Regions from separate parts of the Homo sapiens genome. Here region 1 is linked to region 2. The links are chromatin loops, found by intact Hi-C in ENCODE. Cell type or tissue: mammary epithelial cell. All regions are shown on one strand. Each heading gives the region's core, and the rest is flanking DNA. Links, peaks and the distances in the headings are about the cores only.

Region 1 (2,814 bases), core at 65-2,564, 93 kb after region 2:
GCTCAAGGTTTCATAGCTAGTTTAAACTGGTCAGGATTCAGCATCTTATATCTACTACGTCTCAAAAAGTGGGACAGAGACAGAGATGGGAGAGGGGATGCAAAGACAGACACGCACGCAGACGATCACGTGAGCGGCAGACCTGCATGGAACCGTTTCGAAAGACACTGAGGGTGGGAGGTGGGGCCGCGGGAGGGCAGCAACGGGCACCGACCGCTCCGCAGGGTACTCACCTGGTTGCAGTCTGGGAGCCGCAGGAGCACTCGGCTTCCCTTTGCGACCCGCACGATCCTCCGCAACCCGCTGACCTAGGGTTGAGAGGCCGCCCCAGTAAAAGCTCGCGCAGGCCCCACCCCTCGCGCGCTTCGGCCGGCCTCTTCCCGCTGCCACTCCCCCCACCGCCCCGTCTTTATGGCTTCTCACCGTACACCTCCGGCCGTCGCCGCCGCCGCCCCTGCCGCGCGCGCACAGACACCAGAGGCCTACAGCAAGATCTGAAGGATACGCTGGACGGAACCCTTCCACGGGCTGCAGCGCGAGCAGGGGCACGGGCCTACGCCGCTACCGACGGCTCCCCGGCTCCCATTGGAGGAGTGCCCTTCTGCCTTTCCAGGGATTGGCTGGGGATGGAAACATTTTATTTTTACCCCCGAGGCTTAGAGCCAAACCGAGGAAAACTCCGCCCCTTCGGGGGACTTTGATTGGTTAAAGAGCCAAGCCCACCCTTTAATAGGATTGGCCAGGAAAGGAGTGCTTGTCATGGCCCTTTGCCTGTCTATTCGACAGGTCTTCAGGCGGCTACTTGGGAATACGCAGGCGGGAAGCCGGAAGCCACGCCAGGCGCCGAGTCACTGCACAATCGAGATGCCTGGCTTCTTTGACGTTTTACTCTCCATAAGCCACCTTGCACTGCCACCGCTCTGCTAAGAGACGCGATTCTGCCCCTAGTTTCTCACAGTTCCACACCCACCTGCAGAGATTCCTAAGCCAGGTTTCTCTCGCTCAAAGTGAGCAGAGTTCCTTATTCCATGCATGGAGGATGAGGTGGCTATGGGGATGTGGCGTGTCACCTACCAGTCCCTGATACCTGCTGAGACATTGGTCAAGTGACAACCTCGCTAGGAGCCTCAGTTTAACCATCTGGAAATGGAAAGATGTTTTAAAATTTTCCTCACAATGTGTGAGGATTAAATGAGAGGGCAAATATAGATCAGTTGCCTGGGGCATAAATAATTAAGTTCTCTCCTCCCAATTCTTTCCCAGTATTCAGGCGGACAGAACTTATGGCCCAGAGAGGCAAACTGACTGGCTTGAAGTCACACAGCCAGGCCCCACCCCTCGCGCGCTCCGGCCCTGCCTCTTCCCGCTACCACTCCCCACCACCGCCCCGTCTTTGCGTCTTCTTACCGTACACCGCCGGCAGTCGGCGCAGTAAGACCCAGAATAAAACCCAGGCTTCCAAAGGAAAACTGTTTAAGAAGGAAGGAGAGATGGGAAGGACCCTCCTATTTGCAAGGGTTCTTAATTTGTATTCTGCAGACCTCTAATCGAGGCTGGGGACAGGGTTTGGAGAGGTCCATGAATTTGGATGGGAACAAATTTACACCTTTATGGCCGGGCGCAGTGACTCATGCCTGTAATCCCAGCACTTTGGGAGGCCGAGGCGGGCGGATCACCTGAGGTCGGAGTTCGAGACCAGCCTGACCAACATGGAGAAACCCCATCTCTACTAAAAATACAAAATTAGCCGGGCGTGGTGGCACATGCCTGTAATCCCAGCTACTAGGGAGGCTGAGGCAGGAGAATCGCTTGAACCTGGGAGGCGAAGGTTGCCGTGAGCTGAGATCGTACCATTGCACTCCAGCCTGGGCAACAAGATTGAAACTCCGTCTCAAAAAAATAAAACAAAATTACATCTTTATTTTCCCTCTCCTCTAACTGAAATTTAGCATTTTTCAATAAAGAATGTAACTAGGCATAGTAGCAGCAGTAGTAGCAGTACTGATTGTCACTAATAGAAATCAGAGATTTTCATATCACATTATAGATGTTGCAGATCTCTTGAAAATCATATAATTTCAATCATTATTTTAAAATCATGATAGTCATTAGACCCTCCATTAAATCTTATGATTTAATGGATTAATGGGGAGTACATATACGATTATACTATAGCACATATTTGCTTTTTCCATATTTTAATAACTATATTTCAATGTAATCAATTTCTTTTGTAATTCTAGATATTTTATTTTATGAATTTAAACAATTTTTTTTTTCTGAGAAAAGGTCTGGTGGGGCATGGTGGCTCATGCCTGTAATCCCAGAACTTTGGGAGGTCGGAGGCGGGTGAATCACCTGAGGTCAGGAGTTCCCGACCAGCCTGGCCAACATGGTGAAACCCTGTCTCTACTAAAAATACAAAAATTAGCCGGGCGTGGTGGCGGGCGCCTGTAATCCCAGCTACTCGGGAGGCTGAGGCAGGAGAATTGCTTGAACCCAGGAGGTGGAGGTTGCAGTGAGCCGAGATCGCACCATTGCACTCCAGCCTGAGCAACAAGAGTGAGACTCCATCTAAAAAAAAAAAAAAAAAAGAAAAGAAAAGAAAAAGAAAGGTCCCATTAGGCTTCACTAGATCACCAAAGGGGTCCATGGCACAAAAAATATTAAGAATATTTGTCTTGAACTCTAGGCTCCAGGAGGAAAAAGACTTGCTCTATTGGCTGGGTGCGGTGGCTCACGCCTGTAATCCCAGGACTTTGGGAGGCCGAGGCGGGCTGATCATGAGGTCAGGAGATCGAGACCATCCTGGCT
Region 2 (2,814 bases), core at 291-2,790:
CAGCATTGCCCCAAAATCCAGAACATCTAAATCAGGTCCATATATGAAAGAGGCTGTTTGAGTATGGCTTCTTAACTACTATTTTTCTCCATCTTTAGATTTGTGAGACAATTGTTTTTTTGTAAAAAATTATTTTTTGGCCGGGTGCAGTGGCTCACGTCTGTAATCCCAGCACTTTGGGAGGCCGAGGCGGGCGAATCATGTGGTCAGGAGATCGAGACCATCCTGGCTAACACGGTGAAACCCCGTCTCTACTAAAAATACAAAAAATTAGCCGGGAGTGGTGGTGGGCGCCTGGAGGCTGAGGCAGGAGAATCGCTTGAACCCGGGAGACGGAGTTTGCAGTGAGCCGAGATCACGCCACCGCACTCCAGCCTGGGCTACAGAGCAAGACTCCGTCTCAAAAAAAAAAAAGAAAATTATTTTTTATTTTTATTTTGTTATAGAGACGAGATCTTACTATATTGCCCAGACTGTTCTCAAACTCCTGGGCTCAATCCTTCCACCTTGGCCTCCCAAAGTGCTGGGATTACAGGCATGAGCCACCGTGCCTGGCTGATTTGTGAGACTTAAGAGGCAAGTTATCTGTCCCCAACACACCCTAGGTACAATGGTGGGATAGCCATAGGACAACTACTACAGACATTCTGGTTCAAAAAGAGGGGAAATGGGAGACATAAAGGAGTTACTGGTCTATAACTAACAACTCTGAAATCCAGCTGGGAAAATGGAAGTTTCTTGATTAGATGTCAAGGCCTGGGAATAATATTCTAAGGCTCTGCCCTCTGATCTCTTGGTTTTACCCTGTGTGCCTTCCTTTTTCATGAAAGGCAGCAAATGTTTGCAGCTGAACTGTTTCCCCAGTTTGCTTCCTGCCAGTAGAATTTTGGGGGTCCAGTGGCTTTTTTTCATTTTGTCTTGTCTGTAATCAGCTGCCACCAAGAAATAGTTCCACAGGGGGGCTTGGGTTACTGTTCTGTTGGCAGGTTGGGCACTCAGCAGTGGCTTATAGCCAGATTGGTCGTGGTGGAAGTCCATATTGTGGAGTCCATGCATAACCTCCATGCCTGCCACCATGGCCATTTTGTTCAGGAATCCATTGGGCAAAGAAAAGGGTGACAGATAAGAGGCTGACTGACATCACAGAACAGGACACCTACCTGTCTACTTGATTGAGCTCCTCTTCTGCAGTGGACTCTCTCTGGTGCTTATTTATGTGGGACGTGAATATCTCTGCCCATTCCAAGAGGGACAGCCATATGCTCTTCCTCAGACCTTGTCAATAATATTTCAGTCCTGTTATTTCCAAGTCCTTCACCATTTAGCCGAATCATTAAAAACTACTCATGAAACAGTGGAAACCTATCTATACCTCTGACCAGCTATGTGACCAGGCAGTTGTTCTACTGGGAGAATTTCCCTTCTCACTGTCCTTCAGGATCAACCCTAAGTAGGGCTGTAACACTACAGCTAGCTACTTCAGCAGGGCCAGCATATCATGCAGGGCTATGTATAAACCAAGCTGGAATAGAATATTGTATCCCTTAGTCACCTGGTCACAGGGAATTCCCCATGAGGCTTCAGGTGTGGGTGAGAGAGGGATGGCAGTACAGCAGTTGGGAGTATGATTCACTTGCTCAGGCAGCTTATTCATCATCTAGGCCTGCTTGTATAACTCTATTCTATTCGGTGGTGGAGTGCTACTGCACATAGATAACTTCGTGGCTTGATGAGACAGTTAACACACAACTCACCATGGGGAGCTCAGCTTGCCTGGGTCACTTGGAGTCCTATGCTCAGCCATTCATTCACAAAATAGACCCACTTTTCCATTTTTATTTTTCTCTGCTCCTGGGACTCCTGTTGTCACGATATTGCCACCTCCAATTTTATCCCCCATTTCTTGAATCTTTAACTTGCTCTTCAGCTGTAGTCCTCCTCCCCTTTATGCCATCTATACTGTGTAGATTCGAATAGTATATCCAAGAACTGGAGAAATCACCACAGGATTTCTTCTGGGCCCAGTGTAAGAAAGACTCAGATCAAAACTTCATGTATAACCCCATCCCACTCTGACTGATGGGCTGCAGTGGCAATCTGGATCACCAGAGATTAACATTAATTCAGAACCAATATCCAGTCTATTTCAAAGGCCTGGATATTTCCCTGTCCCCAGTGTACAATGACTGTGGCTGCAGGTCTCTGTGAGGAAAGCAAGGAGGGAGATTTTGCCATACACACTTGTGAAAAGTGTAGCAAGGTCCTTCTTCAGATGGACCCTCCCCTTCATTCAAGGGGCTCTGGTCTATGAACTGGGGAAGAGGCTGGGATGCCACATTTTTGAGGACAAAATCAGGCCTCCATTTTCCAGAGTAGAAGATTATTGGGGTTATATAACAACTAGGACTTTATCAGGCTACCTATTTTGGTCCTAGGGAAACTATCCTTAATTATCCACTGTTATACAAACCTCCACAGGTCAAACCTGATTATTGCTATGGCTCTGCTATCCATTATAAGAACGAGACCCAACTTCTCTTTGGAGATGAACCTGTCACCTCCATTGAAATCAGGGAGCCCATTCATGATTTCTCACCATGACCCTCACCTGCAGAAATAAATCACTGCAATGCTTTATAATACTGGTACTCATTCATGTACTAGTTAAGGTAAAGCTAGCTCCTGGGACAGAAAAAAATTTTCTGAGATTTAAGACAAGTTTACTTCTTGCTTCTGTAGTATTCCAAAACAGGTGTTAATAATTGAGTTTCCCTCTTCTAAGTGATGATTCAGAGGCTTAGGCACTTTCTGTCT

The links. Hi-C counts contacts between places; a loop is a spot of excess contacts. Peaks named below come from ENCODE experiments on the same cell type or tissue, not always from the same donor. Only the 100,000 strongest peaks of a DNase experiment are listed, where the experiment ranks them.
Region 1: a loop joins it to region 2, with 7 times the contacts of the local background. A loop is called at or near these places in 2 of 110 quality-filtered maps.

What each region holds. Positions count from the first base shown.
Region 1 is chrX:53,091,894-53,094,707 of GRCh38, reverse strand. KANTR (KANTR integral membrane protein) reads right to left here and starts at 566. Exons shown (of 3, transcript NM_001397448.1): 1 at 424-566. RefSeq lists a silencer at 238-387 and enhancers at 448-567, 878-937, 650-1,474. In mammary epithelial cell, for the core only: CTCF peaks have their summits at 204 (motif pointing right) and 1,422; DNase peaks (open chromatin) are centred at 697 and 1,367; H3K4me3 peaks cover 1,190 bases; H3K27ac peaks cover 1,095 bases.
Region 2 is chrX:53,185,366-53,188,179 of GRCh38, reverse strand. It overlaps a transcript of KDM5C not described here. Among named protein-coding and RNA genes, the nearest start is that of MIR6895, 8.7 kb to the left of the region's middle. In mammary epithelial cell, for the core only: no CTCF peak of the experiment used is centred there; a DNase peak (open chromatin) is centred at 1,609; H3K27ac peaks cover 334 bases.